2 separate regions of the Homo sapiens genome follow, and region 2 is linked to region 1. A link is an interaction called in ENCODE POLR2A ChIA-PET data of the cell type or tissue named here. Cell type or tissue: OCI-LY7. All regions are shown on one strand. Links, peaks and the distances in the headings refer to the core of each region. The heading gives the core; the rest is flanking DNA.

Region 1 (15,181 bases), core at 1,749-9,748:
ATCCTCATAAACCCCTGCATGATAAATAACAACACAAATTTATTCATGAGGACCCTGAGGTTCAGAGGGCTTTGAAAACTCACCAGGTGTAACGAGGTGGGCCACCCAACAGCACCAGGCCCTAACGTGGTGATTCAATGGCACACAAGCTGGCTTTCCCTGTCCTATCTTCTTCTGAATCTTCTTTTCCCTTCTCATTTTCAAAGTCAACACAATCTCCCTCCACCCTCTCACATTCCCCTCATTTCTGCCCTTAGCATTCCCCTCCCCTCCACTCTTTCAGTTTCCGTACTAGTCAAGCAAGTTTAATAATTCCTCTGTCCTGCAGGGTTGCTGGGAGGAGTGACAATAAAGTGACAAGTGCCATACCTGGCAAAACTGATAAACCAATGGCAGCTATCATCACTGGGATGGTTACAGTCCTAGAGAACAAGAATCTGAACCAGGGCACATTCCACTGGTTAGAAATGGTTCAAGTAGAAAGGATGTGGTGTGTTGAAAAGAACGTTGTTGCAGGGTCTTTCCAGGATTTTGGCAGGTCACTTGACCTCTTTGAACCCCAGAGTCCTCGTTGATAAGATTAGAGGTGCCTACAGGTGGCTCACGCCTGTACTCCCAAGACTTTGGGAGGCCGAGGTGGGCAGATCACAAAGTCAGGAGTTCAAGACCAGCCTGGCCAACATAGTGAAACCCTGTCTCTACTAAAAATACAAAAAATTAGCCGGGCGTGGTGGCGGGTGCCTGTAATTCCAGCTACTCAGGAGGCTGAGGAAGGAGAATCATTTGAACCTGGGAAGTGGAGGTTGCAGTGAGCCAAAATCGTGCCATTGCACTCCAGCCTGGGCAACAAGAGTGAAACTCCATCTCAGAAAAAAAAAAAAAAAAAAAAAAAAAAAAAGGAAGGAACCGGTGGGGCAAGCAGAGTTAAGATGCTTTGCTAAGTTAAAAAGTCTACTAACTACCAAATCTTGCTGTGGCTTATCCAGAGCTCTCAAAATGCTGCCAATTTATTTTTAAGAAGATCTAAATCCTCATTTTGGCTTTTAGGACACTAGGATTTGCCTTCAACCCATGTCTCCAGTCATATATTTTCTTACTATTCTTCAAACATACCTTTTTCTCTTTTCTTCACTCTTCATTATGCTGTTTAAATCTACCTATCTAAATCCATTCCAGACATCCTCTTAAAAACTTGTCCTGGCCAGGCACGGTGGCTCACCCCTGTAATCCCAGCACCTTGAAAGGCCAAGGTGGGCAGATCACTTGAGGCCAGGAGTTTGAGACCAGCCTAGCCAACATGGTGAAAACCTGTCTCTACTAAAAATACAAAAAAAAAAAAAAAAATTAGCTAGGCATGGTGGTATACACCTGTAATCCCAGCTACTCGGGAGGCTGAGGCCTGAGAACTGCTTAAGTCAGGGAGATAAAGGTTGTAGTGAGCTGAGATCACACCACTGTACTCCAGCCTGGGCACAGAGTGAGACCTTGTCTCAAAAACAAAAACAAACAAAAAAACAAACAAACAAAAAACTTGTCCTAATTATATCAGTCTAGTGTGACCTCTTACCCCTGAGAATTGCTATATCCCATCACTGTATAACTTATTCCAGCAATTGAAATTAAGATGACAGGAGACCGTGGAGGCTCAGAGCACTGACTCTGGAGCAAGACTGCCTGGGTCTGAATCTTGGCTCCAAGGATGACCTTGGACAAGTCACTTAACTCTTCTGTGCTCCAGTTTCCTCATCTAGAAAACAGGGATGATAATAATGCCTACTTACAGGGTACTTCTCATGGTGAAAGGAACACAAGTAGAAAAATCACCTAGAGCAGTGCCTGTAAGTAGGAAGTCCTAAATAATCACTAGTTATGACCACTGTTATTAATCATATGCTGAACTGTGATAGCTCTTCCACTGTTTCTTTACTTTAATTTTTTTATTGTTTAGCTTATACTAAGTTTATGTGTTAATTCTCCAACTTGACTTTATGTCCTTTGAAGGCAGTCTGCCTTGTGCATAGCAGATATCAGTCATCTTAAATCATTTTTGGAATGAGGCAAGGTCAAGAACAGTACACACAAAATATTTCCTGGTTAGGTTTGACCAAGTACTGCTGAATTTCAAAAAAAAGGAGTCCGTTGTTGAAAAATACTTGTTATTCTTTAAAAATAACAATTCCAGAGGCAAAAAGTAATGGTTACTGAGAAATCACTTAAATTCTTTATTTTAAAATATGCTAGACAGTTCTGTAAGACTCAGGGATAAGAATGTGTCCAAAAACAATAATGTACTAAAAACTTAAAAAGAGTGAGACTTTTCATTTTCTTTCACTTTACCTTGCCGTACTCCAGTTTCAATCCTGGTGGAAGGGTCTGCTCGAGGAGTAGAGAGGTGCACTAATGGGCCTGCCACAGGCATGAAGTTATTGCTAGGATCTTCTGCATATATTCTAGCTTCGAAGGCATGGCCCTGCAGAGTTATTTCTTCCTGGCTCAAAGGAATCTTCTCTCCTGCTGCAATCTGGCAATAGAATAGTGTTTCTTATGAAATCTACCGTATAGCGGCTACCAGACTTAGTAAATCAATGGTCTTGCTTTTTTTCTAGGTAAAATGTACATTTAGGTTTTGCAATGCAGCCAAATAAAAACTATTATTTTGTCTACTCATTTGAGTATTGGGCAAAACAAAAAATTAAAAAACAGATGCAGCTTGGCAACAGTCTATCATTTGGGGTATCGGAGTTTTTAAATGGCAAAAGCAGGCAAAGTGATGGCTAACTTACAAATATAAAAATCAGTGTTTGTTCAATATAATCAAAACCAAAACTTCTTACTAGCAACACACTCTCAGTTTTCATTTAAAACATTAGCACTTAATTCCCAAATCAATTTTTTTTAAAAAATAGTATATTATTAGTGTTTAGGACTAGATTCACAGCCAAGCAAAAAGTGTAGCTGACATTGTCATCCTACGCTGTAATCTTCACCAGTAAGTGGGTGATAAAGCAAAACAGAAAGGGGAAAATGATGGTTTTTCAATTTTGTTATGTTGATATGTACTGCATGATACCAGATTACAAACAGGGTGATCACTATTGTTTGTTGTTACTATAATTATTACTATTTTAGTTATTATGTACCAATACAACAAATCACTCTCTTCAATTAACTAGTATAAATTGGAAATGGCTATTGGAGGACACATTGCACTTTCTCTCTTTACTCTTAAGTTTTTTTCCAAGATGAGAAAATGACAACCTGAGAAAGCAATATAGATACAGGAAAATCTAGACTCTAAGTAACTTAGCATGACATTGAACTAAACCGGTAAGTATAAAACAGAAGCAAAAGTTTCATTTTTCTGAATCTGTAAATATGAAAGATCAGGATGCACAGCAGTTAAGAATGAAAGGAAACGGAACTAAGTTAAATACCTTTATGGCAGTATATTTTGAAAACACCTCAGGCTCTGCAGACAGATTGCCTAGGTTCAAATTTTGTCTCTATACTTACTTTGTCATCTAGACAAGTTTCTTAAGCTTTCCATGCTTCAGAGAAAAGTGTCTGGCATACAGTCAGCACTATGTTACCTATTATCATTCCATCCTTAGGATCTAGAACCAGAAATACCATTTGACCCAGCAATCCCATTACTGGGTATATACCCAAAGGATTACAAATCACTCTACTATAAAGACGCATGCATGTGTATGTTTATTGCAGCACTGTTCACAATAGACTTGGAACCAGTTTTTTAACGTTTTAATAAATAATTCTGGGTCAGGTGTGGTGGCTCATGCCTGTAATCCCAGCAATTTGGGAGGCCGAGGCAGGCGGATCACCTGAGGTCAGGAATTCAAGACCAGCCTGGCCAACATGGTGAAACCCTGTCTCTACTAAAAACACAAAAATTAGCCGGGCATGGTGGCACACGCCTGTAATCCCAGCTACACGGGAGGCTGAGGCAGGAGAATTGCTTGAAGCCGGGAGGTAGAGGTTGCAGTGAGCTATCACGCCATTGCACTCCAGCCTGGGCAAAAAGAGCAAAACTCTGTCTCTTGTGTTCACCTTGACTTGTCTTTGCCTGTCCATTTTCCTCCAAGCTTGGCTTCCACTTGAGCCCAGAAAAGACAGGCCCCAATCATGCCTCTGGGTCTTTGGAGATATGTGCCATTTGAGTTCTCTCAGGCTGACACTGGCTCTCCGGAACCCCTAACCTTGACATTTTCACCAGCTTTCCCTGAACACTGTTAACTATCTGTATCTGCAGCCTGAACCCAGGACACTTACATCAGTCATCATTCAACCCTTGTTCTAGGAAGGCTTGACTGCACAGGCAGGTCCTCGAGCTTAGACTCTTGACTCACCAAATGGTGAGCCCCTTTGTTTTACCTCTGTTTGAAGGCCAGATGCCAAATGCCTTGAACTCTATAAACCAGGTCCAGCAGCTTCCCTAAGTTCTAGTGTCCCTCCCCAGATGATAAAAGCTGGCTTCTCTTTCTGAAGAGCCTTGACAAGCTCTTACAAGAAATAGATGTCTGCTGGTTTCCTTAATACCCAAAAGCTTTCTCCTTCCTTAATCCTTAGAAACCTTTTTTTCTCTTATGATTTCCAAGGTCGAAACTCTCTTGATTTACTGCTTCAGAAAAATTATCCTCCTTTTCCTTGAATTCTGGAAATATAAACACTCCTTCCAGAAGTTTCCAAAGCCACTACAGTTTTTCTTGACACTCACTAAAACTTACCAGCTTGCTGTGCCTGGTTTTCGTTAACACCCTAGGATATAGAGCCCTAGAAGAACCTTTTGGCTCAATTAGAACCACCAATCACCCCCAAGGAACCAACAAAAGGAGTATCATATTATTATCTACAGAAGTTCTGAAAAGATAAAATTACCAAAATAATCAAGATTTTGGCGTCACACCAGGAAAAAACAATTTAGATGCAGGATATACAAGGAACCACGAATCCTACATATATCAGGACCGTCTATATTACTTAACAGATTTTTTTCATGTTAGGAAAAAGAAGGCTAAAGTAAAATCTATTGTTCTTATGAGAACAAAAACAGACTAAGCTATTATTAATATTTGAGAAGTATGTTTTGTGGAATTCTGGTTTACACCAGTGCTTCTCAAACTATCCATAGTAAAAGAACAGTTATAAACTTACATGTTTGAAAAATACAGTAGGCATGTCATAGCAATGCCAAAATGCTTTAAAAGTTTCCAAACATTTACTCTGAATGAACATTTACTCATGGGCCCGCAACAGCCATAAATCCGCACTTTACTTGGATCATTCTAGACCATCTCCTTGGCTCTTCATTCCCAACTCTGCCTTAGCTCATTTCATCTTGCCTAGTATCTGCCCTGATCTGAAACCGAATGATGGCCTGGCCCAGAATGCTGTGGCCTTAGGTAGACCATGAGGCTTTGACCTTGAGGTGATGTGGTTGTGAGCAAGCCCCTGTGACACAATCTCACCTGCTGGCTGCCCGGGCCTAGGGGGAAGTGAATCTGAGTCCCTAAAGTGCCAAAAAAAGCTACAGCATCAAATGTGGCTTCACTTTTAACCTCCCATCTTCCTGTCCTCATAACCACCAAGAACTGAACCCCGTCCAAAATGACACCTGTTTTAGGAGGCCAGAAGGTAGTAACCTATTCTCAAGACTGTTTTGTTGTTGTTGTTGTTGTCGTTGTTGTTGAATTATAGATTCAGGTGGTACACGTGAATGTTTGCTACATGGGTATTTTGCATAATGCTGGGATTTGGGCTTCTGATGAACCCATCACTCAAACAGTGAACACGGTACCATTTAGGTAGTTTTTCAGCCCTCACATCCCTCCCATCAAGACTGATCTTTTTTTTTTTTTTTTTAAGATGGAGTACCCAGGCTGGAATGCAGTGGCGCGATCTCGGCTTACTGCAACCTCTGCCTCCCAGGCTCAGTGATTCTCCTGCCTCAGCCTCCTGAGTACCGGGGACTACAGGCACCCGGCACCACGCCCGGCTAATTTTTGTATTTTTGGTAGAGACAGGGTTTCACCACATTGGCCAGGCTGGTCTCGAACTCCTGACCTCAGGTGATCCACCTGCCTTGGCCTGCCAAAGTGCTGGGACTACAGGCTTGAGCCACCGCACCCAGCCAAGGCTGATTTTTAATAGAAAAAATATTCTCACTCTAAGCTGCCACTCCACCAAGTCAGTTCCTGTGATCATCTCAGTAACAGGATGTTCCACTTGCAGCCTTGTATTCATCTCCATGAAACAGAAATTATGTTTTGAGTCCATAATAAACTCCACAGTCCCTAAAAGGTAAAAAACAATGGTCATATTCAATAGTGTATAATCAGTAGCAAACCAAAATCTTCCATGATGCATCACATCAAGTTTTACCGCTGTCTTCATTCAATGGTAACACTTTGCATTTCATGAAGAAAACATCTCGCATTTGCAGCAGCATATGAATCTTAGTCAAAAATAGAGAGCTGCATGAAATTTGGCAACGGAAAAGTATATTTGGGGTTGTGAGCAAATGGTAAGCCCAAATTATGAATCCGTTTCAGCTTGTAACAGTGAGAACAAGGGTGGACCACATGTTACTGCCTCAGAGCACCAAGATCCTGGGAGCCTCATACCATGACATCCCATCTCACCCTAACCCCATGGAGAAAAAGAAAACTTTTTTTTCCCTGATTGTGGGCTCCTAGGAATTTCTTTTTAAAGCCCTTTTGCTGGTAACCCATTGAAAGATTGTTTGGCAACTAAACCTTATGTTAATATCTATTGGCATTCTATTAAGCTCTAAAAAATTTCCCCTAACTTTATTAAGGTTTAATTTTAGACAACAAACTGTAACTATTTGAAGTGTAGGCATGTGATTTAGCAATTGAATACAATCACAGAACCACAATGAAACTACAGAACATTTCCATCATCCAAAAAGTTCCCTTGTTCCCATTTGGAATCAGTCCCTTCACTAAACCCTGGGATCCAGGAAACCACCAATCTGCTTTCTGTCACTATAGTTTTTCTAGAATTTTATATAAATGAAATCATATAGTTTGTAGTCTTCTGTGTTTCTGTGTTTTTCTCTTAGCTTAAAGTGAATACAATGTAAAGTTGTTTTTAAAAGTGTGGTCACAACCCATTAGTGGATTTTAAAATCAATTTTTTTTTTTTTAAGATGGAATCTCACTCTGTCATCCAGGCTGGGGTGCAATGGCGTGATCTTGGCTCACTGCAACCTCTGCCTCCCGGGTTCAAGCAATTCCTCCACCTCAGCCTCCTGAGTAGATGGGACCACAGGCGCACACCACTATGTCCAGCTAATTTTTTTGTATTTTTAGTAGAGATGGGGTTTCACCATGTTGGCCAGGCTGGTCTTGAACTCCTGACCTCAAGTGATCCACCTGCCTCAGCCTCCCAGAGTGCTGGGATTACAGGTGTGAGCCACTGTGCCCAGCTTAAAATCAATTTGAAAATCAATCTGATCCGGCATCTAAGGAGCTTAGAAGCTGCCACTCTGTCCTATCAAGTAAAAAGCTGAACAAGCTGAAAATCAACAATTTTTAAATTTGTCAGAGAAATCAGGTCACAGGGCAAGCTGCTTGTCCTCAGAACCAGAGAGACAGACAACTGACAGGCAGATACAGAGATGCCATGAGGAGAAGCCTGAGCTGTAATTGACAAATTCCTGGTAGCTCAGTGTGGACAACTCTGAGAGTTAAAAACTCCAAGGCGACCCAGTTACAGGAGGACCTCACACTTTTGTGAGTTTTACCTCCAGGAGCTCTACCAGGTCTTCACAGTGAATATCAGAGAAAAATCCTCCCATGCTTCCAGCTCAGAAGGGAAATGAAACCACTTTGAAATACACCAAAACATTCAAGGTTTACCCTTGAGAAAAACTATTTTATCAGAGCCTAAACGATTGGGATTTTATCAGAGCCTAACCTCACTGGGGGAGGAGAAATACCCAACTCCAGCCTTTGCCAGACATACTGTCCACCCTAAGGGGTGGGGGAAAACAAAACAAAAACATACCAGGAAGCACTGGTGAAGTTCACACACCAGGGGCACAGGCTCAGCAAGACTGAGATCTGATCATGGGACAAGAGAACATGCCCCCTCCAGCCTTATCACATTACCAAAGGCCTGTTTAGCAAAATTCTCTTTACCCAGTACACCATGTCCATCTTTCAACAAAAAATTACAAGGCATACTAAAAGGCAAAAAACACAGTTTGAAGAGACTGAAGAAGCATCAGGTATGGCAGGAATGTTAGAATTATCAGACACAGAAATTCTAAACTGTGATTAACAGGCTAAGGGCTTTAATGAAAAAAGTAGACAACATGCAAGAACAGATAGATAATGTAAGCAGAGAGGTGAAAATTCTAAGAAAGAATAAAAAGGAAATGCTAGAATTGAAAAAAAAAAAACCATAACCCTAATAGAAATGAAGCATGCTTTGATGGGCTCATTAGTACGTTGGGTATGGCAGGGAAAGAACCTCTGAACTTGAGGATATGACAACAGAAACTTCCAATTCTGAAAAACAGTGAGAAAAAAAACCTTAAACAGAACAATACCTAGCACTGCAAGACAACTACAAAAGGTATTAACTACGCAGAACGAGAATACCAGAAGGAGAAGAAAGGAAGGAACAGAAGTAATATTTGAAACAATAATAACATGTTACTGCATACTGTAGGCAACTGTAACACAGTGGTAAGTATTTGTGTATCTACATATATCTAAACCTAAAGAAAGTAATGCATTGTACTATGATGTTACAGTTGCCACAATGTCACTGGATAGGAATTTTTCAGCTGCATTTTAATCTTATGGAACCATTGTTATATTGAATAAAATGGTGTTATGCAGCATATGACTGTACTTGATATGCTAAAAAAGGAGAGGAAATTGGATCATAGAAGATGCTCAATTAAAACCATGAAAGGCAGAAAAAGTCTGAAAGATAAAAATAGGAACAAACAAGGGGAATAAATAGAAAACAATAATAAATATGGTAAATATTAATCAAAGTACATTAATAATCACTTTAAATGTTGATGTCTAAATATACCAATTAAAAGACAGAGATTGTTGGAGTAGATTAAAAAACAAAAGACAAATATATGTTACCTACAAGAAATCCACTTTAAAGACTTATAGACTTAAAGTAAAAACAGACAAAGAATATGCTAACACCAAAGAAAGTGCGAGTAGCCATCTTAATTTTAGAGCAAACTTCAGAGCAGGGAAAGTTATCAGGGATAAGGAGGGGCATTAAACAATGATAAAAGGGTAGACATAACAATTTTTAACATGCATGTACCTAACAACAGAGCATAAAATATATGTAGCAAAAAAGAATTGTAAGGAGAAATAGATTAATTCACTATTACAGTTGGAGACTTTAACACCCATCTGTTATTAAATAGATATGGATGATCCAGCAGGCAGAAAATCACTAAGGACATAGTTGAATTCAACAACACCATCAATCAACTGGATACAACTGTCATCTATAGACTATTTCATCCAACAACAGCAGAACACATTCTCAAGCTAGAAAGGAATATTCACCAGGATAGACCACATTCTGGACCATAAACCACATCTTAACAAATTTAAAAGAATATAAATCATAACAGTGTCTGCTCTCAGAACATAACAGAATTAAACTAGAAATCACTAACAGAAGGATATCTGGAAAATCCTAAGATATTTGGATGTTAAACAACACACTTCTAAATGACACCTGAATCAATAAAGAAATCTCAAGAAAAAATTTAAAATATTCTCAACTAAATAAAAATACAACTTTCAAAATTTGTAGAATGCATCAAAAGCAGTGCTTAGTGGGAAATTTATAGCATTGAATGTATATATTAGAAAAGAAAATACCAAAATCAAGAATCTAAGCTTATATTTTAATTAATGAGAAGAGAACAGCAAATTAAATCCAAAGTAAGCAGAAGAAATAATAAAAATTAAAGCAAAAATTAATGAAATTGAAAATGGAAAATCAATAGAAAAAAATCACCAAAACCCAAACCAGTTCCTTGAAAAGATCAATAAAATCAGTAACCTTGGCCACAGCGGGCAGCTCAAAAGGTCAAGAGATCAAGACCATCCTGGCCAAGATGGTGAAACCCATCTCTACTAAAAAAATATAAAAATTAGCTGGGTGTAGTGGCGTGCACCTGTAGTTCCCAGCTACTCGGGAGGCTGAGGCAGGAGAATTGCTTGAACCCAGGAGGCGGAGGTTGCAGTGAGCCAAGATCTCACCATTGCACTCCAGCCTGGCGACAGAATGAGACTTTGTTTCAAAAAAAAAAAAAAGAAAAAAGAAAAGAAACAAAAGCACAATAACCTTTAGCCAGGTTAACTAAGAAAAAAAGAAGAGAGAAAATACAAATTGCTAGTAACGGAACAAAAAGAGGTCTATTACTACAGGTCCCATGGACATTAAAATGATAATAAAGAAATATTATGAATAATTCTATGCCCACAAATTTGATAACCTAGATGAAATGAACCAATTCCTTCAAAGACACAATCTGTCAAAACTCCTACAAGAAAGAGAGAACCTAGGGCCAGGTGCAGTGGCTCATGTGTGTAATCCCAACACTTTGGGAGGCCAAGGTGGGAAGACTGCTTGAGCTCAGGGGTTTGAGACCAGCCTTGGCAATACAGGGGGACCCTGTCTCTACTAAAAAATTTAAAAATTAGCTGAGTGTTGTGGCACATGCCTGTAGTTCCAGCTACTTGGGAGGCTGAGGTGGGAAGATCACTTGAGTCCAGGAAGTGGAGGTTGCAGTGAGCATAGGCCAGGTATGGTGGCTCACGCCTGTAATCCCAGCACTTTGGGAGGCCATGGCAGGAGGATCCCTTGGGGCCAAGAGTCTAAGACCAGCCTGGGCAATATGAGACCCTGTCTCTATAAAATTAAATTAAAAAAAGAGAATCTGAATAGCTATATTTATTAAAGAGATTAAGTCAATAATTAATAACCTTCCAAAACAGAAAGCACAAGGCCAGCTGAGTATAATATAACCTAGACAAGCTTGAGTATGGTGATGACTTTTTATATACAACACCAAAGGCATGATCTACAAATAATTTATATACTGGACTTCATTAAAACTTAAAACTTCTGCTCTGTGAAAAGGAAAGTCGGCCGGGCGCGGTGGCTCAAGCCTGTAATTCCAGCACTTTGGGAGGCTGAGGTGGGCGGATCACCTGAGGTCAAGAGTTTGAGATCAGCCTGGCTAAAGTGGTGAAACCCCGCCTCTACTAAAAATGCAAAAAAGTAGCTGGGTGTGTGATGGCACGTGCCTGTAATCCCAGCTACTCAGGGGGCTGGGACAGGAGAATCATTTGAACCTGGGAGGCGGAGGTTGCAGTGAGCCGAGATCACACCATTGCATTCCAGCCTGGGAGACAGAGTGAGACTCTGTCTCAAAAAAAAAAAAAAAAAAAAAGAAAGGGAAAGTTGAGAAGTGAAGACAAGCCTCAGACTGACAGTGTTTGCAAAGGCACATCTGATAAAGAACTGTCATTCAAAATATACAAAGGACTCTTAAAACTCAACAATAGGAAAACAAACAACCTGATTAAAAAATGGGTGAAAGACCTGAACAGACACTTCATCAAAGAAGATATAAAGATGGCAAGTATGCATATGAAAAGATGTTCAACACTGTATGTCATTAGGGAAGTGCAAATTAAAACAATGAGATACCAAATGGCCTGAATCCAAAACACTGACATCACCAAAAGCTGGAGAGGATTTGGAGCAACAGGAAACCTCTTTTGTTGCTGACAGGAATGCAAAATAGTACTGTCACTTTAGAATAGAGTTTGTCAGTTTCTTCCAAAACTAAATATTCTTTTACCATGTGACCCAGTAGCACGCTCCTTAGTATTCACCCAAATAAACTAAAAAATTATGTCCATACAAAAGCCTGTTTGTTTTCAGGGTGTTTATAGCAGCTTTATTCATAATTGCCAAAACTTGGAAGCAACCAAGATGTCCTTCAGTAGCTAAATAGATAATAAACTCTGAGACATCGAGACAACGAAATATTATTCAGCATAAAAAAGAAATGAGCTATCAAGCCATGAAAAGACATGGAGGAAACTTAAATGCATATTATAAAGAAGCCAATCGGAAAAGGCTACATACTGTATGATTCCAGCTATCTGAAATTCTTGAAAAGGCAAAACTATGGGGGCAGTAAAAACATGAGTGGCTGCCGGGGTTTAGGGGGGATGAAAGGATGAATAGACAGAGCACAGAGGATATTTAGGGCACTGAAACTATTCTATACCATAGTACAATGGTGGATACATATCATTATACATTTGTCAAAACTCACAGAATGTACAACACCAAGAGTGAGCCCTAATGTAAACTATGGACTTGGGTGATAATGATGTGTCAATGTAGGGTCGCTGACTGTAACAAACGTACCTCTCTGGTGCAGGAATATTGATACTGTGGGAGCTTGTGTGTTGGGGGGTATCCGAGTGGGGGACAGGGGGTATATGGGAATTCTCTGTACCTTTTGCTCAATTTTGCTGTAAGCTTAAAACTGCTCTAAAAGAGAAAGTTTATTAACCATAAAGAAGTAAAAAAATCAATCTAGTGATTTTAAAATAGAATACAAAATATCAAAACTCATATAATTAAGACAAGTACTGTTTAATGAAACATTTGTTTCAAATATATATGTATGTAAAAATAAACATTTATGTGTACATACTAAGTCTCAATATAAAATGTATTTCTTACTGTGAATATGGTCAAAACAGCTTGAAAGCAACTGATTTAAAAGTTGTGTTTCTCTTGCCTTCTAAAACATAAATTAAACACTGTTACGTCTCTTCCATTAGAAGCAAATCTTAACCTACCTGCTCCAACATAATTTACAGCTTTAGCAGCTCTGACTGCAGCTTCTCCCAGCTTTTTTCTTACTTCAGATTTAATACCAGGCTATGAAAAAAATATGTAAATAAATCTCCATTAGTAGCTTGCCTTACTAGAAATTCCATTAAAATTCAATTCAGTCAGGTGCCACATAATGACGTTTCTTAGTCAACAACAGACCACATATACAACAGTTGTCCCATAAGATTATAATGGAGCTGAAAAATCCCTATCACCTAGTGACACTGTAGCTGTCATAACATCACAGCACAGTCATTACTCATGTGTTTTGTGGTGAGGCTGGTGTCAACAAAACGACTTCACTGCCATTATACAAAAGTATAGCACAATCAGCCAGGTGCGGTGGCTCACGCCTGTAATCCCAGCACTTTGGGAGGCTGAGGCGGGCGGATCACAAGGTCAGGAGATTGAGACCATCCTGGCTAACACGGTGAAACCCTGTCTCTACTAAAAATACAAAGAAAATTAGCCAGGCATGGTGGCGGGCGCCTGTAGTCCCAGCTACTCAGGAGGCTGAGGCAGAAGAATGGCGTGACCCTGGGAGGCGGAGCTTGCAGTGAGCCGAGATCACGCCACTGTACTCCAGCCTGGGTGACAGAGTGAGACTTTGTCTCAAAAAAAAAAAAAAAAAAAAAAAAATACAGCCCAATCATGTGCCGTATATAATACTTGATAATACAACTACGCTATTGTTTTTTTAATTTACTATACTATACAATTTTTATAGTTATTTTAAAGTGTATCCCTTTTACTTAAAAAAAAAAGTTAACTGTAAAACAGCCTCAGACAGTTCCTTCAGGAGATATTTCAGAAGAAAGCATTGTTATCATAGAAGATGACAGCTCCATAGATGTTATTGACCCTGAAAACTTTTATTGGGACAAGATGTGGAGAAAAGACAGTGACACTGATGATCCTGATTCTGTTTAGGTCTAGTCTAATGGGTGTGTTTGTGTCTTCATTTTTAACAGAAAAGGTTAAAAAGTTAAAACAGGCCGGGTGTGGTGGCTCACCCCTGTAATCCCAACACTTTGGGAGGCCGAGACGGGTGAAGCACTTGAGCCCAGGAGATTGATACCAGCCTGGCAAGAATCAAACCATGGAGCAACATGGCGAGACCCTGTCTCTACAAAAATAAAAAAATTGGCCAGGCATGATAGCACACACCTATAGTTCCAGCCACTCAGGAGGCTGAGGTGGGAGGATCACTTGAGCCCAAGAGGTCAGGGGTCTAGTGAACCATGTTTGTGCCACTGCACTCTAGCCTGGGTGATACAGCAAGACCCCATCTCAAAAAATTTTAATTTAATTTAAAAATTTAAAAATAGGGGCCAGGCACGGTGGCTCATGCCTGTAATCCCAGCAGTTCGGGAGGCCAAGGTGGGCGGATCATGAAGTCAGGAGTTCGAGACCAGCCTGGCCAACATAGTGAAACCCCGTCTCTACTAAAAATACAAAAATTAGCCGGGTGTGGTGGCAGGCGCCTGTAGTCCCAGCTACTCTGGAGGCTGAGGCAGGAGAATGGCGTGAACCCAGGAGGCAGAGGCTGCAGTGAGCCAAGACTGCACCACTGCACTCCAGCCTAGGCTACAGAGTGAGGCTCTGTCTCAAAAAAAAAACAAAAAAAAACAAAAAAAAATTAAAAAATAGGAAAAAGCTTATAGAATTAAGGCTATAAAGAATTTTTTTTTTTTTTTTTTGAGATGGAGTCTCACTCTGTTGCCCAGGCTGGAGTGCAGTGGTATGATCTCGGCTCATTGCAACCTCTGCCTCCCAGGTTGTTTTAAGCAATTTTCCTGTCTCAGCCTCCCGAGTAGCTGGGATTACAGGCGCCTGCCACCACATCCAGATAATTTTTATATTTTTAGTAAAGGCAGGGTTTCAGCATGTTGGCCAGGCTGGTCTCGAAGTCCTGATCTCAAGTGATCCGCCCGTCTCAGCCTCCCAAAGCCCTGGGATTACAGGTATGAGCCACCATACCCAGCCAAGAAAATTTTTTTTTTTTTTTTGAGAGGAGTCTTGCTCTGTCGCCCAGGCTGGAGTGCAGTGGCGCGATCTCGGCTCACTGCAAGCTCCGCCTCCCGGGTTCAGGCCATTCTCCTGCCTCAGCCTCCTGAGTAGCTGGGACTACAGGCGCCTGCCACCATGCCCGGCTATTTTTTTTTGTATTTTTAGTAGAGACGGGGTTTCACTGTGTTAGCCGGGATGGTCTCGA
Region 2 (17,011 bases), core at 3,626-11,625, 72 kb after region 1:
GGGTTTCACCATGTTGCCCAGGCTGGTCTTGAACTCTTGACATCTGGTGATCCGCCCACCTCGACCTCCGAAAGTGCTGGGATTACAGGCGTGAGCCACCGTGCCTGGCCATGTGTAGGTTATTTATATGGGTATATTGCATGCTGCTGAGGTTTAGCGTACAAATGATCCCGTCACCCTGGTGAGCATAGTACCTGATAGTTCTTCAACTATTGCCTCCCTCCCACCATCTCTCCTCTGGTGGTACCCAGTGCCTATTGTTCTAATGTTTGTATAGATGTGTATTGAACGTTTAGCTCCCACTTGTAAGTGAGAACATGTGGTATTTGGTTTTCTGTTCCCATGTTAATTCGCTTAGGATAGTGGCCTCCAGCTGCATCCATGTTGCTGCAAAGGACATGATTTCTTTCTTTTTTATGGTTGTGTAGTATTCCATAGTAAATATGTACCACATTTTCTTTTCCAGTCCACTGTTGATGGGCACCTAGGTTGACTGCATGTCTTTGCTATTGTGAATGGTGCTGTGATGAACATATGAGTGTGTGTGTCTCTTTGGTAGAATGATTTATATTCCTTTGGGTATATATCCGATAATGGGATTGCTGGGTCATATGGTAGTTCTGTTTTAAGTTCTTTGAGAAATCTCCAAACTGATTTCCACAGTGGCTGAACTAATTTACATTCCCACCAGCAGTGTATAAACGTTCCCTTTTCTCTACAGCCTCACTGTCTGTTATGTTTTTGACTTTTTAATAATGGCCATTCTGATTGGTACAAGATGGATCTCATTGTGATTTTGATTTGTATTTCTCTAATGATTAGTGATATTGAGAATTTTTTTCATATATTTGTTGGCTGCATGTATGTCCTCTTTTGAGAAGTGTCTGTTCATGTCCTTTGCCCATTTTTAATAGGATTGTCTTTTGCTAGTTTAATTAAGTTCCCTATAGATTCTGGGTATTAGACCTTTGTCAGATGCCTAATTTGCAAATATTTTCTCCCATTCTGTAGGTTATCTGTGCATTCTGTTGATGGTTCTTTTGCTGTGTAGAAGCTCTGTAGTTTAATTAGGTCCTACCTGTCGATGTTTGGTTTTGTTGCCATTGCTTTTGGAGACTTAGTCACAAATCTTTTGCCAAGGCTGATGTTCAGAATGGTATTTTCTAGGTATTCTTCCAGGACTTTTATAATTTTAGATCCCTTTAGTCACAATTTTTTTTTTTTTTTTTTGAGACAGAGTCTCACTCTGTCACCCAGGCTGGAGTGCAGTGCCGCGATCTCAGCTCACTGTGAGCTCCGCCTCCCAGGTTCACGCCATTCTCCTGCCTCAGCCTCCTGAGTAGCTGGGACTACAGGCGCCCGCCACTACGCCTGGCTAATTTTTTGTATTTTTTAGTGGAGACGGGGTTTCACTGTGTTAGTCAGAATGGTCTCGATCTCCTGACCCCATGATCCGCCCACCTCAGCCTCCCAGAGTGATGGGATTACAGGCGTAAGCCACCGCACCCGGCCTAGTCACAAATTTTTTGCCAAGGCTGATGTTCAGAATGGTATTTTCTAGGTATTCTTCTAGGACTTCTATAGTTTTAGATCTTATATTTAAGTCTTTAATCCATCTTGGGTTAATTTTTGTGTATGGAGAAAGGTAGGGATCTAGTTTCAATCTTCTGCATATGGCTAGCCGGTTATCACAGCACCATTTATTGAATAGGGAGTCCTTTCCCCATTGCTTATTATTATTAACTCTGTTGAAGATCAGATGATTGTAGGTATGCAGCTTTATTTCTGGATTCTCTATTCTGCTCCATTGGTCTATGCATCTGTTTTTGTACCAGTACAATTTGACATGCTTTTTAATGATGATAAAGATGTTTACATATGTATTATATCATCAGGACTGCTGTTTGCTTGTGTCTCTTTGGGAAAATTATATAAGAGTTCCTTATTCTCCTGGAACAGGCAAACTCAGGACAGGATACACAGCATGGTAAGTCGAGTACAAGTCTGGATTTCCGCTTCTGTCAACCCCTTTGGCTGGGAACCCCAATGCAATACGCAGCACCCTGTATTTGTTACCTTACAGGGTCATTGTGAAGATTAAATAAGTTATGTCAAATGACCTTTTTTTTTTGTTTTGAGATGGAGTCTCACTCTGTCGCTCAGGCTGGAATGCAGTGGCGCAATCTCAGTTCACTGCAACCTCTGCCTCCCAGGCTCAAGTGATTCTCCTGCCTCAGCCTCCCGAGTAGCTGGGATTATAGGCACCTACCACCACGCCTGGCTAATTTTTGCATTTTTAGTAGACATGGGGTTTTGCCATGTTGGCCAGGCTGGTTTCGAACTCCTGACCTCAGGTGATCTGCCCGCCTTGGCCTCCCAAAGTGCTGGGATTACAGGCGTGAGTCACCGCGTCCAGCCTTCAAATGACCTTTGAAGACTATAAAGTGATACATGCATGTGAGTTATTCTTAGGCCTATTGCAGGAAAGACCAGGAGGTCCAGAAGGGCTGTTAACCCAGACTTTGCATTCAAAAAGCGTTTTAAATTTAAACCTTCTCCAAATGAAGTCATTCATATAGTCCCAGCAACACAGTGATCAGACGGACAGAAATTTGAACCTGTGCCTCAGTGCGAGACCACACTCCCTACACTGTGCCATGAATGGATATTTTATTTTTATCTTATAATTATCCTATGAATAGCCACAACTTTGCATTGTAATTTTTGTGTTAAAATGTTATTTTGTTACATGTCAACATGTAAAATATATCGCCATTTTTGAAACATTGTTTTGGCTTTCCTAAATTTAAAAAAAAAAACATTCCTCAATAAATGGAAGTGCTCTGAGTCTCTCTGGTCTTCTGAAAATCCATTTTGTAAAATAGAGCAGGGTTCAGTGATTCTGAAAACAAATGTATGCCAGCTCAGCTTTCTAATACCTAAAAAGGGCCCAGGCATTTTCCTCATCATCAATCTCATCATTTTAAATTAAGCTCTATGACTCTGTTAATCCTACAAATTTCTTGTTGTTCCCCGTGTCAATTAAGATGTTTTTGCCTGTAAGCCACAGAACATCCAACTAAAAATGAGGGAAATTTATTTCACATAACAAGGACAGAAGGTAGGGTGTTTCCAGGACTGGTTAACTCAATAGCTCAATGTTATCACCAAGGATGTGGCCATGTGCTTTCTATCCTGCTCTACCATTTTCAGCAAGTGTCAAAAGAAGGCTGCAGTGGCTCCTACCATCACAGCAGACACAACATCAAGCAAAGACAAGACATTTTCTCTCATGCATATGAGTTTTTCTCCCCTGGTTTAAAAAACCTTTTATTATGGAAAAGCTTTACCATTACAAGAGTGGGTAGAATTATATAATAAATCCCTGTACACATTATACAATTTTAATAATTATCAACTCACGATTAACCTTTTTCATCTATATCCCACCTATCACCACTTCCTATCAGATTTTTCTGAGGCAAATTTCAACCATCATTTAATTTCATCCATAAATATTTCAGCATGTATACCAGCATGCAAACCGTTCCAGACTTTACCCTATGTATCTCTTCATCTGTCTATTTGTATACTTTAAAATATCCTTTGAAGGCTGGGCGCATTGGCTCACACCTGTAATCTCAGCCCTTTGGGAGCTTGGGCAGGAGGATTGCTTGAGACCAGAAGTTGGAGACCAGCCTGGCAATGTAGTGAGACCCCCATCTTAAAAAATAAAAAAAAATAAAAAATAAAAAAAAAATTGGCCGGGCACGGTGGCTCACGCCTGTAATCTCACCACTTTGGGAGGCCAAGGCCGGCGGATCACGAAGTCAAGAGATCGAGACCATCCTGACCAAGATGGTGAAACTCCGTCTCTACTAAAAATACAAAAATTAGCTGGGCGTGGTAGTGGGCGCCTGTAACCTCAGCTACTCGGGAGGCTGAGGCAGGAGAATCCCTTGAACCCGGGAGGCAGAGATTGCAGTGAGCCGAGATGGCTCCACTGCACTCCAGCCTGGTGACAGAGCGAGACTCCATCTCAAAAAAAAAAAAAAAAAATTAACTGGGCTTAGTGGTGGGAGCCTGTGGTTCCAGCTACTTAGAAAGCTGAAGTAGAACAGCAAACTATCGCAAGGACAGAAAACCAAACACCGCTGTTCTCACTGATAGGTGGGAATTGAACAATGAGAACACTTGGACAGGAAGGGGAACATCATACTCCGGGGACTGTTGTGGGGTGGGGGGAGGGGGGACGGATAGCATTAGGAGATATACCTAATGTAAATGACGAGTTAATGAGTGCAGCACACCAACATGGCACATGTATACATATGTAACAAACCTGCACATTGTGCACGTGTACCCTAGAACTTAAAGTATAATAATAAAAATAAATAAATAAAAAATAAAAAAAAGGAAGCTGAGGTGGGAGGTTCCCTTAAGTCCAGGAGGTCAAGGCTGCAATGAGCTGTGATCACACCGCTGTGGTCCAACCTGGGTGACAGAAGATGACTCTGTCTCAAAAAAAAATAAAAAAAAATTTAAAAAAAGGGTCCTTTATAATAAACTGGTAAAAGTGTTTCCCAGAGTTCTGGGAGCCACTCTAGCAAATTAATAGAACCTGAGGAGGGAGTTGTGGAAATCCTGATTTTTAGCTGGTGGGTCAAAAATACAGGCAAAATAACCCAGGGCTTGCAACTGGCATCAGAAGTGCAGAGCGGGTGGGGAGCTGTCTTGGGGGGTGAGCCCTCAACCCGTGGGTGTAATGCCCAACCTTGTTTTTTCCTTATTCACCAGGCCTTGTTTCTCCCTTAGCTAAGAGAACAAGACAAACTCCATCTTGGCTCTTTCACTGGCAGCCTCTTCCTCAAGGACTTAACTTGTGCAAGCTGACTCCCAGCACATCCAAGAATGCAATTAACGGATAAGATACTGTGGCGAGCTATATCCGCAGTGCCCAAGAATTCGTCTGATTGATAACGCCCAAAGCCCTGTGTCTATCACCTTGTAATAGTCTTAAAGCCCCTGCACCTGGAACTGTTTACTTTCCTGTAACCATTTATCCTTTTACCTTTTTGACTACTTAACTTCTGTAAAATTGTTTTAACTAGACCCCCCGCCCCCCTTCCTAAACCAAGATGTAAAAGTTAATCAAGCCCCTTTCTTGGGGCCAAATTTTGAGCGTTAGCCGTCTCTCGGTCGCTGGCTAATAAAGGACTTTTAATTCATCTCAAAGTGTGGCGTTTTTCTAACTCGCTCGGGTACAACATGGGATCTGATGCTGTCTCCAGGCAGTGTCAGAATTGAATTGAAGGAAGCCATCTGGTGTCCACTGCAGAACTGATGGCTTGCTCGGTATTTGAGGGTGGGGAGAAACATACACATTTGATCACAGCAGTTTTCTGTGTTGATTGTTATGGTGTGAAAGAAGAAGTAAGACAGTATTTTCCTCTCAAGTCCCTTTGGGGGAAGAAGGGGAAGAATCTTCACAGGCTCTTCCTCCTAGAGAGCAAGCCACTTATTCAGACAGTGACTCTAGATCTAAAAATTGCCTCGGTTCTGGAAACGGAGCAAGGAATCGTGGTGTTTTATTGGAGTGACCACCCTTAGCCTCCTGCCTCTCCACTGTCTGTTGTTGTTGCTGTTGCTTTAGATGTTAAGCAGGACCCATGCTGGCTGCCCCTGTATTTTGCTCCTAGGGATTCCCTGCTCCATTAACCACATCCACAGTCCTGCAAACCAAGCTCCTTTGGATGCCCCTCTACCTTGCCAGTTGTTATGGTAATGACAGTCTCCCGGCTCGTGGTGCTAAATGCTGCCGCCTGGCTTTGTTTCAGGGGACCCATCATTCCCACACTCCCAGTTCTGGGACCTCTCTCCTACCAACTGTGTTACAAAAAAGAGCCACACCAACGTGCCCAGGGATGCCGGCACCCCTCTGACGGCCTTGATAAAAGATGTATCCTAAGCCCTCTCATGGAAAACAATCCTCTAGCATGTCTTCTGACCTTACTAAAACACATCAATTCAACACTCTCCTCAACCTCCTTATTCCTTCCTCTGCCATCTGCCAGGGCCACCCAGGCATCTCCGCTTTGCTTAGAATTGGCTATCATTTCTTCCAGGCTTCTAAGAGCCATCTCAGCAAGTGTCCATTCCCTGGAGTTCTTGCTGGGTGTTAAATACCATGTTCAAGAATCTACCCTGAGGTCAGTGAATTCTTGCTCACCCAGATTTACCTTTTGGCTCTATTGACCAAGCACCTTCAAAATCCAACCCCAGGAGTACTCACCTGGGTCCAGCCTGTCCGTGCCAGCGGATTCTTGCCATTTTGGGTGTGTGTTGTCTCTTCCCCTACTTATGTTACCAGAGAGAAGGTCCTAAATGCTGCCAGGTGCGGTGGCCCACGCCCGTAATCCCAGCACTTTGGGAGGCTGAGGTGGGTGGATCATCTGAGGTCAGGAGTTGGAGACCAGCCTGGCCAACATGGTGAAACTCCATCTCTACTAAAAATACAAAAATTAGCTGGGCATGGTGTTGGGCGCCTGTAATCCCAGCTACTCGGGAGGCTGAGGTGGAAGAATCGCTTGAACCCGGGAGGCGGAAGTTGCAGTGAGCCGAGATCACGCCACTGCACTCCAGCCTGAGTGACAAGAGCAAAACTCCATCTCAAATTAAAAAAAAAAAGTCCTAAATGTGATGTCCAGGTTCTTGGCGTATTGGACAAATAGTTGAACACAACACCACGGAGTGGGCACAGATTTATTGAAGACGGTCACAGAGTGGGAGTGGGCTCGAGCAAGCAGTTGCTGAAGAGCCCCCTCAAGTAGGGTTTTTTTTAAATTAAGCTAGAAAGAACCCAGCAAAACCCCTAGGAAACCCTCAGAAGCCTCCAATTGGCCACACCCCATGAAGGACTGGCCGGCGGCCAATGGGGGGCTAAAGGGGCTTGTTGTCATGGGAGCGAGGATGTGATCTATATGCTGCACCTGCGGCTCTCCTGCTCATGCGCACTGACTGCACCCGCTGTTCCCCTGCCCATGCGCACTGACTGCACCCGCTGTTCCCCTGCCGGTGCAGACTGGCTGCACCTGCTGTTCCCCTACCCGTGCGCACTGGCTGCACCTGCTGTTCCCCTGCCCGTGAGGACTGGCTGCACCTGCTTTTCCCCTGCCCGTGCGGACTGGCTGCGCCTGCTATTCCCCTGCCCTTGCGGACTGGCTGCGCCTGCTGTTTCCCTGCCCGTGCGCACTGACTGCGCCTGCTGTTCCCCTGCCCGTGCGGACTGGCTGCACCTACTGTTCCCCTGCCCGTGCGCACTGGCTGCACTTGCTGAAACCCTGCTAACCCCAATTTCCCGATTCTCCTGCCTCAATCAGGCCCAGCATGTGTTCAGCTGCATTTTCATACTAGTTCTCAGCCTGGCAAGGAGGAGAAGAGGTGAGGCAACTCCTGAGGGGTCACCTCTTGCCTTGTGAGAGAGGCTTCAGTAGCATCTTCCAGAAAACTGATGTGCTAGCACGAAGTAGGGAAGGCTGGGCTACATCTGAAATCCCAGAGGCTCTGGGCTTTTGCAGAGTCAAATATCACTGGCGGAATCCATCTCAGTGCCCCTGAGCTATGGTTCAGGATCCCGGATTTCCCCACCAGGGCCCTGCACTTTGTATACCAGACCTGCCTGCACCAGACACTCAAATCTCTTTGAGGCTCTGTAGACTTGCAATTTTTTTTTTTTTTTTTGAAACAGGGTCTTGCCCTGTCACCCAGGCTGGAGTGCAGTGGTGAGATTACTGCTCACTGCAGCCTTGATCTCCTGGGCTCAAGCTATCCTCCCACCGCAGCCTCCCGAATATCTGGGACCACAGGTGAGCACCACCATGCCCAGCTAATTTTTTAACTTTTTGTAGAGACAGGAGTCTCTCTATGTTGCTCACGCTGGTCTCAATCTCCTGGGCTCAAGCAATCCTCCCACCTGAGCCACTCAAGGTGCTGGTATTACAGGCATGCGCCATCAAGCCCAGCTTGCAATTAGATTTTTGACCAGCTGTTCAAAACCGAGTCTGTCTTGCCACTGCGGAAGATAATGCCTGTTTTGTAAGCTGCTCCCAAGGCTCTCCTACTCTCATATTTGGTGATTCACTGCTTGTTAACAGCCCTCAGTCTGTTATTCCCCTGCAGGGCCATCAACACAATTTAGTAGGACAGCCCATTCTGCTGTCTTGGTAGGCATTGTTCTCCCATATTGTTAAATGCTTGTGAAATCACACCTGCTACAGCATTCCCCTCCAAAAGCATCTTTTCTCAGGTCACCACCAATGAAATCGTTAGCAACTGAGCTGCCACCCAGGTCCAGGAACTATCTGCGTCCACCTATCAACCAGGACAGTATCCCCTCATCTGCTGGGTGATGGGTGAGCCAGTTCCAAATCCCCTTCCTACTGCCTCTTTTCTTGGGGCACTTTCAGCACCACTTACGTTAGTCTGGGACTTTAAAGAAAAAGATGCCAAGATGGGATTAACCATGCCAGACTTTATCAGGTGAAAAGTCTGTGGGAGAAAATGGTGAGGGAGCCAAGGTGCTGGAGAGTTTTCAGACCATGATGCCAGCTTGAACTTGCATGAAGGAGAAAGGGAAAGAGCACTGGGCAGAAGCATTTCTGCCGTGCAGTCTGGGGAAGTTCTGGCAGTTGAGAAGTTCTCAAGCCAAAGTCAGCTGTCAGATGAGGACAATGTGTCCCGGGAATGGTTTCACCTTAGTATCCCTGCATGCTCAGTCATTGTCTGGGAGCTGCCTGTGGAAGATGCTTGTGGCTTTGGGGCAAACGTGGCAATAGCTCTCTCTCTTTTTTTTTGAGATGGAGTCTCGCTCTGTCACCCAGGCTGGAGTGCAGTGGCACTATCTTGCCTCACTGCAACCTCCGCCTGCCAGGTTCAAGCAATTCTCCTGCCTCAGCCTACTGAGTAGCTGGGATTACAGGTGTGCACCACCATGCCTGGCTGACTTTTTTTTTTTGAGACAGTCTCACTCTGTTGTCAGGCTGGAGTGCAGTGGCACTATCTTGGCTCACTGCAACCTCCGCCTCCTGGTTTCAAGAGATTTTCCTGCCCCAGCCTCCCGAGTAGCTGGGACTACAGGTGTGCACCACCACACCCAGCTAATTTTTTTATTTTTAGTAGAGACGGGGTTTCCCCATGTTGGCCAGGATAGTCTCGATCTCTTGACCTTGCGATCCACCCGCCTCCGCCTCCAAAAGTGCTGGGATTACAGGTGTGAGCCACCGCGCCCAGCCGGTAATGTCTTTTAAAACTGTCCAATTAAAAGTGTCCATCCAATAGCTAGTGAAGCTACAGAGGCAGGTGAGTATAGAACAAGCTTATAATCAGAGCTATCTTAACAGGAAGTGTGGGTAGGGACTCCTGGCAGGTGGTGAGAATAGATGGAGGCCAGGAGATCCTGCTGCCTTGAAAGATTCCTCTTGCTAATCTTGTGCTCAGGCCTAAAACCTCACACATAAAACTTTATGCCTTTGTTTTGTTGTCGATGTTGAGACAGAGTCTCACTCTGTCACCCAGGCTGGAGTGCAGTGGCGCTATCTCAACTCACTGTAACCTCCGCTCCCTGGGTTCAAGCAATTCTCATGCCCCAGACTCCCGAATAGATGGGACTACAGGTGCGTGTCACCATGCCCAGCCAATTTTTGTATTTTTAGTGGAGATGGGGTTTTGCCATATTGGCCAGGCTGATCTCGAACTCCTGGCCTCAAATGATCTGCTTCCCTTGGCCTCCCAAAGTGCTGGGATTACAGGTGTGAGCCATTGCACTTAGTCGAAGCTTTATGCCTTTGGATTAAGGTAATGTCTTTTGACAAAATGCACGTGGCCTTGGGAGGGATAAAAGACGACTCCACAATGGGTTACTAACACATGATAATGAGCCAGGATTGGTGCTTCATGCCTGTAATCCCAGCATTTTGGGAGGCAGAGGTGAGTGGATCATTTGAGCCCAGAAATTTAGACCAGCTGGCGCAACATAGCAAGACCACGTATCTACAAAAAAAAAAATTAAAAATTAGCTGGGTGTGATAGCACGCACCTGTAGTCCCAGCTACCTTCGAGGCTGAGGTGGGAGGATCGCTGGAGCCTGGGAAGTTGAAGCTACTGTAAGCCGTGATCACACCACTGCATTCCAGCCTGGGTGACAGAGCGAGACCCTGTCTCAAAATAAAATAAAATAAAATAAAAAATTTAAAAAATGGCTGTGCACGGTGGCTCGACCCTGTAATCCCAGCACTTTGGGAGGCTGAGGAGGGTGGATCACCTGAGGTCAGGAGTTTGAGACTACCCTGGCCAACATGGTGAAACCCCGTCTCTACTAAAAATACAAAAATTAGCTGGCCATGGTGGTGCACACCTGTAATCCCAGCTACTCAGGAGGCTGAGGCAGGAGAATTGCTTGAACCCAGGAGACAGAGGTTGCAGTGAGCCGAGATTGTGCCGTTGTACTCCAGCCTGGGTGACAGAGTGAGACTCCGTTTAAAAAAAAAATGGAATTGAGTGAGTGAATAACATTGTTGGGGTCAGCCAAAGCATGTTGGGGTGGGGTGGTGGGGCTGGTGGAGGTATGAGGAAGTTAGAAGAATACATGAGCACTTAAGAAGAAAGTTTGCCAGGACAGCATGAGGGAATATCTGGAAAGCAAAAGAGATTTTATAATTTTGATAACAGAATTTATTTCACAATTTTATCTTTAGTCAATCTTGGTCTTAATATAAAACTAGTTAAGTTAAAAACAAAATAAAACATCTCTTTTTTTTTTTTTTTTTTTTTTTTTTTTTGAGACAGAGTCTCACTCTGTTGCCCAGGCTGGAGGGCAGTCCTACGATCTTGGCTCACTGCAACCTCACCTCCCAGGTTCAAATGATTCTCCTGCCTCAGCCTCCCAGACAGCTGGGATTACAGGTGCCCACCACCATGCCTGGCTAATTTTTATATTTTTAGCAGAGATGGGGTTTCACAACATTGGCCAGGCTGGTCTCAAACTCCTGACCTCAGGTGATCCAACTGCCTCAGCCTCCCAAAGTGCTAGGGTTACAGGTGTGAGCCATGGCACCTGGCCTAAACATCTCTTATTTATGCCTGCCAACACTTGACCAAAATTGGCATCTCTTGGAGGCACTAAGGTGGGGTGAAGGGACTTGTTGATGAGCGAGGGGCTGGAGTATTATAAAATGAAACTCTTTTTTCATTGGCAGAGATTCTTCTTCCATTCTTTTTATAGTTTATATTCCTTTTACTTAGTGGGCAGAGGGAAACCTCACAGCAAATCATCCTAGAGAACCAAGACCCGGGTCAGGAAGGAGTGGCTCATGTATTTGTGTCCTCAGACCTTCTTGGCCTTCAAGCTTAGAGCCCCAAACAGGAGTCCAGAGGGGGGATCTAGGACCTTACAAAGCAAGAAAAGTGTGAGAAGAACAAAGGTGGGGCAGATTGGGTAGGGGCTGGAGCCATCCTGGCTACTTTCTTTTAGGAAGGTGAAGCCGTGACGTCAGTGCTGTAGACCAATGGGTCAACACCAGACCCTGTGGTCAATGGACCTTCATCACCAGGGATTGGGAGGCTGTGCTCCTGAGGAGGTGCTACACCTGGGGCAGGGTTGGAAGCAGGCTGGAAAGGGCCTTGCTCTCATCATCCCTTGTATATGTTCCTATTAATCCACTTATCTTAGTATATATACTGGAATTTATTTACTGAAGTTCCCTCCAAAAAGTAAACCACGAATTCCACAATGTTCACCTTGACAGTAGGCACCTGAGGTAGGCAGCATCCACGCTGCCTCCAGGGGTTCCTCCCTCTCCCGGCGCTGTGGTTGGAAGGTGTCCCCCAAACCATATGTTGGAAACTTAATCTACAATGCAACAGTGTTGAGAAGCGGGACCTTTAAGAGGCAGTGGGGTCATGATGGCTCTGCCCTCGTGGATGGATTAATGCTATTATTACAAGTGTGGGGCCCCCTCTTGCTCTCTCTTCTGTGTCCTCGCACCATGTGATGCCTTTTACCATGTTACAAGGCAGCAAGAAGATGCACATCAGATTTGGCCCTTCCATCTTGGACTTCCCAGGCTCCAGAACCATGACCAAATCAACTTCTATTGCTTGTAAGTTATCAAAAAATCTGTGGTATTCTGTGATAATGGCACAGAATGGACTAAAATCTGATATTCGAGCCCTTGTGTAGTCCCCTTCCACAGTGTACCAGAGATGGTTTGTGTGAACCATAAACAGACATGCGATAGTATGTTTCTTCTGTGATTAGGTTATAAAAATATGACGGCTTTCATCTTGGTCAGTCTCTCTCTCTCTCTTTTTTTTTGAGATGGAGTCTCGCTCTGTCGCCCAGGCTGGAGTGCAGTGGCATGATCTCGGCTCACTGCAACCTCTGTCTCCCGGGATCAAGCGATTCTTCTGCCTCAGCCTCCCGAGTAGCTGGGACTACAGGTGCACACCACCATGCCCAGCTAATTTGTTTGTACTTTTAGTAGAGACGGAGTTTCACCATATTGGCCAGGTTGGTCTCAAACTCCTGACCTCGTGACCTGACTGCCTCGGCCTCCCAAAGTGCTGGGATTACAGGTGTCAGCCACCGCTCCCAGCCCTCTCTCTCTTTCTCTCAGATCACTATGGGTAACTAATATAGGACCTCTTATTTATCTCAGCTCCTACAAGAGTATCTGGCATTTAGCAAATCCTTATCAATGCTGATCAAATGAATGAATGAACAAACGTGGCGACATTTAAGCAAACTAGTAATGCAGTCAGTCTAAGCTAAGAGTTGAGACATTTCATATGTAACTTTAATGTGGTTTATCTTCTCAGGAATTCCTACCAAGTGATAATGTGGCAATGGAGAATAGAATGAAACAAATTATAGAAAGATGATTTAACTTATTGATCGGAGCAAAAACCTAAGATGATTGTAAACAAAATTTATACAGCACAAAAATGAATCATAAAAAATAAATGACATGCACAAATCTCCAAAGTAAGTTTTTATTACAAAAACCTTTACTACAATTCAATGTTTTATTAAGACTAAAGTCAGGACCTTGCCAACTTACTGAGTCATAAGGAAACACATGAGGAAAGTCAACATGGTCTCTAGGCTGACTTGAATTATTCCTTGACTAAGAATTCTAGGGTTATGTGGACTTTTCTGTTAACATCCTGACTTAGTTCCTTTCTTTAGCAGCAAAAAAAACAGCAGAAATAAAATTCTTGGCAGGCTGCTCTACAGAATAAAGTGAACAATAGGAAATATGGATATGAAGTGCAGAAGCAGCAAGTTACCACAAGATGGGGCTATACACTCAAGAAAGAACAGTTGGTTAGCGAAGTTTCTCTATTATCAAAAAAATTTAAAAATACTTTGAGTTTATTTGATGCCTTCATCTTTACAGCCCAGCTAAGCAATCCCATAAAAATGAGCAACTGACTAATGTTTTACAAAGCCCCTCAGTCTCCTTCCAGAGAGTGGAGGATTTATTAAGGATAGGCTATTTTGTTATCTGCAAAGCTCTCCTTTCATCTACCCTAATGTCTCATGATCCTGGATAAACCCATTTCCCTGTAAGGTGAGCGTATGCTGGTATGAGGTGTGAGCCTTCAGGCAGAGTGTGGTGTCATTGTTCTTGTAGGTAACTTGGTGTAGGGAGAAGACCAAAGACCTTGATGTCAGACCAACATGAATTCAAGCTCTGGCTCTGCCATCAGTTAGCCAGGTGACATTTAAGTGATTCAGTTCCCTTAAGTCTCAGTTTACTCATTCACCTATAAGTTGTGAGAATGAAATGAGATATAGATAAAGTGCTTAGCCTAGACTCTGGCACTTTGTTAATAATTAAGGGCCATTATTATTGTCTCTTGCTTATTGTTTAGTTCTACCATCTGTAGCCACCTAATTCTTAGTCTAGCGATTCTGGAGCAGGAGTCATCAAGATAAAAAATATAAGCTGATTTGTTCTTTTTGTTGGTTTTACATAAAAACACTTAGACAACCTGAGATATGTTGTTCTTTTTGATGATTAAAAAAAACATTTAAGGCCGGGCGCAATGGCTCATGCCTGTAATCCCAGCACTTTGGGAGGCTGAGGTGGGTGGATCACCTGAGGTCAAGAGTTCAAGACCAGTCTGGCCAACATGGTGAAACCCCGTCTATAATAAAAATACAAAAATTAGCCAGGCGTGGTAGTGTGTGCCTGTAATCCCAGCTACTCGGGAAGCTGAAGCAGGAGAATCACTTGAACCCGGGAGGCGGAGGTTGCCATAAGCCGAGATCGTGCCACTGTACTCCAGCCTGGGTGACAAGAGTGAAACTCCGTCTCAAAAAACAAAAACAAATTTAAAGTGGAAAAGGAGTTAAGTGCTACACCAGGAATATGTATGTTACATGAAACCATAAAACACAGATAGTAAAAGCACTGAAAGTCCATTTGATAACAAAGCAAAGGCTTTGTTAAGATCAAGGGTAAAATAAAATCTTCAATGCACACACAGTAGTATTAGTTACAATTGACCCTTGGTTTATAATTTGAAGGCTTATTCTACTTTACATATATTATGTTAATTCAACATATCTCAAATGTTGACTTTGAGTGGCTAAAATATTCTAAAGGAAACTAGAAAATAAACAGCTCACTATATCTTTCATAAAATAAACAAAAAGTATTTAGAAATTGATGTGCTGCCTGAACTTAAATCACACATGACTCACTTCATTTGAATAGAAGATGGTGGTTTACATTGTTTGAAGGACCCACACTCTGAGGGAATTTCCCAACATCCATCCTGGAAGGGATGAAAGAGTTCTCTAAATTCCATTATTTTCATTCCCCCCGGGCAACAATTAGATTCTCTGGTATCCAGATGATTGACACCTTAGGCGGATTTTATAGACACCCATACCCATAAGGCAGAGACCAACCACGATGGCCCCAATCACAGGAAGCACAATTGTGTAGTCAGACGAGCACTCATCCACTAAGAGAGAAAACAAATACAATACAGTGGGTAAGGTTTGGTGATGCAGTCCAGAAAGCAGGCTAGAGGGGAAAGAAGATGAGCTTTGGCATCAAACAAAGCTTGACTTTTAACTCCACCATTAACTAGCTTTGTGACCTTGGGCAGGTAATTTACCCTTGCAATTTCCTAATTTATAAAGTAAGCAAATAATATGTAAGACTGTCAGAAGATTAAATAACCATATTTTCTTAGTAATTAACATTCAATAATCATAATCCTTATTTCCTGAACTGAGTAAGAAGTCACTCCAGGCATACTCCCTGCTAAGTGGGATATGCTTACATAAAAGAGACCAGCCGGGCACAGTGGCTCACGCCTGTAATCCCAGCACTTTGGGAGGCCGAGGCGGGCGGATCATCTGATGTCGTGAGTTTGAGACCAGCCTGACCAACATGGAGAAACCCCATCTCTACTAAGAATACAAAATTAGCCGGGCGTGGTGGCACATGCCTGTAATCCCAGCTACTCGGGAGGCTGAGGCAGGAGAATTGCTTGAACCCGGGAGGCAGAGGTTGCGGTGAGCCGAGATCACACCATTGCACTCCAGCCTGGGCAACAAGAGCGAAACTCCATCTCAAAAACAAACAAACAAACAAACAAAAAACATTTGTGTGACCAGTGACCAGATTACAGATGATCTCTTGAGAAACATGATTTTTATCCACTTTATAAAACATTTTTGTCACTCCTAAGGTTCTATTGTATTACTTTTAGCTAATATTAGAAAACAGACCAAATTATTTATGAGAGCTTAAAAGTGAGAGTTTACAAACTTATCAAGACTGTTTTTTCTTTATACCATTAGAAAACGCTTACTCAATTCATTTAATGTAATTGATTGGGTCAGAGACTAATAAATCTCAACCGAGGAAAGACGGAGGGGTCTGGGGTAAAAGGGGAAGTTGATAGAATACTCTAATGAAGAGACTGGGAGAAAAGAGCAAATAAATGAAGAACCATGTCTTAGTCATTATAGCTAAAAAGATACATGTGTGAGGTCATTGTACGAACTAACACTGAAATTATGTCCTGAACCAAGGATCACCATCAACCCAATTCAGTGTACCTGAGATCTGAGAAAAAAAGTATCAGAAGAGGTCAGAGAAGACAGAGTGGCAATTAATTAAAGATTCCAGGAAAAAGAAAATTTGGACAAGAAAGAAACTGTGATTGTAGTACACGATTTGGCTTGACAGCAGACAATATTTATAAAACTATAATAATGTGTGCCTTAATACCTTACTGATTTACCCAAAAATAGTTGTGTAACCACAAATCTTTATGTGCTATAGCAGGAAGTCTAAAATGGATCAATTAGGAACTATCATGATAAGCTTTTATTTTTTAGAGTTATGGAGATAGCAATCAGAAGAAATTGTTAAAATTAGTTAAAAGTATCTTGTATCTTGGGGCAGGGAGGCAGAGGGACAGAGAAATGTTGCTTTCCATGATAAGACCTTTTGGAGTACATGAAACTTTGTTACTTATATATGTTTCTCTTTTTTTGCAGCCTGGAACTCCTGACTTCAAGCCATCCTCCCACCTCATCCTCTTGGGACTAGGGGTGTGTGCTACCATGCTGGGCCAATTTTTTATTTTTTACAGATGGGGTCTTGCTATGTGGCCCAGGCTGGTTTCAAACTCCTGGGCTGAAGCAATCCTTGACTTCCCAAAGTGCTGGGATTACAGGCGTGAGCCACCACACTTGGCCTATATTTCTTAAACGAAAAAAGAACTTTGACAAGTTAAGGAATTAAAATGAGTGGGAAAAAATACAAAAAGTTAAAACAAAATGTAATGCACACACCTGTTGACCCAATAATTCTATCTCTAGGAAATTATCCCAAAGATATATTCATACACTATGCAAAGGTATATTACAGCACTGTCCATTTTATGAGACAATTTAAATATACGTAAAAACTAAAATAGTATT

The links. Peaks named below come from ENCODE experiments on the same cell type or tissue, not always from the same donor. Only the 100,000 strongest peaks of a DNase experiment are listed, where the experiment ranks them.
Region 2: POLR2A ChIA-PET joins it to region 1 with 10 read pairs; 4 of 35 experiments call an interaction of 5 or more read pairs at or near these places.

What each region holds. Positions count from the first base shown.
Region 1 is chr3:183,039,230-183,054,410 of GRCh38, forward strand. MCCC1 (methylcrotonyl-CoA carboxylase subunit 1) reads right to left here. Exons shown (of 19, transcript NM_020166.5): 9 at 12,930-13,011; 10 at 6,184-6,311; 11 at 2,338-2,521. Among named protein-coding and RNA genes, the nearest start is that of MCCC1, 53 kb to the right of the region's middle. In OCI-LY7, for the core only: no CTCF peak of the experiment used is centred there; DNase peaks (open chromatin) are centred at 5,512, 6,222 and 7,832; H3K4me3 peaks cover 3,155 bases; H3K27ac peaks cover 5,678 bases.
Region 2 is chr3:183,109,182-183,126,192 of GRCh38, forward strand. LOC105374247 (a long non-coding RNA gene) reads left to right here. Exons shown (of 3, transcript XR_924772.3): 2 at 1,896-1,987; 3 at 4,816-5,072. It overlaps LAMP3 (lysosomal associated membrane protein 3), which reads right to left. Exons shown (of 6, transcript NM_014398.4): 6 at 13,034-15,033. The coding sequence ends at 14,900. It also overlaps a transcript of MCCC1 not described here. Among named protein-coding and RNA genes, the nearest start is that of MCCC1, 18 kb to the left of the region's middle. In OCI-LY7, for the core only: no CTCF peak of the experiment used is centred there; DNase peaks (open chromatin) are centred at 5,440 and 7,040; H3K4me3 peaks cover 2,489 bases; H3K27ac peaks cover 1,861 bases.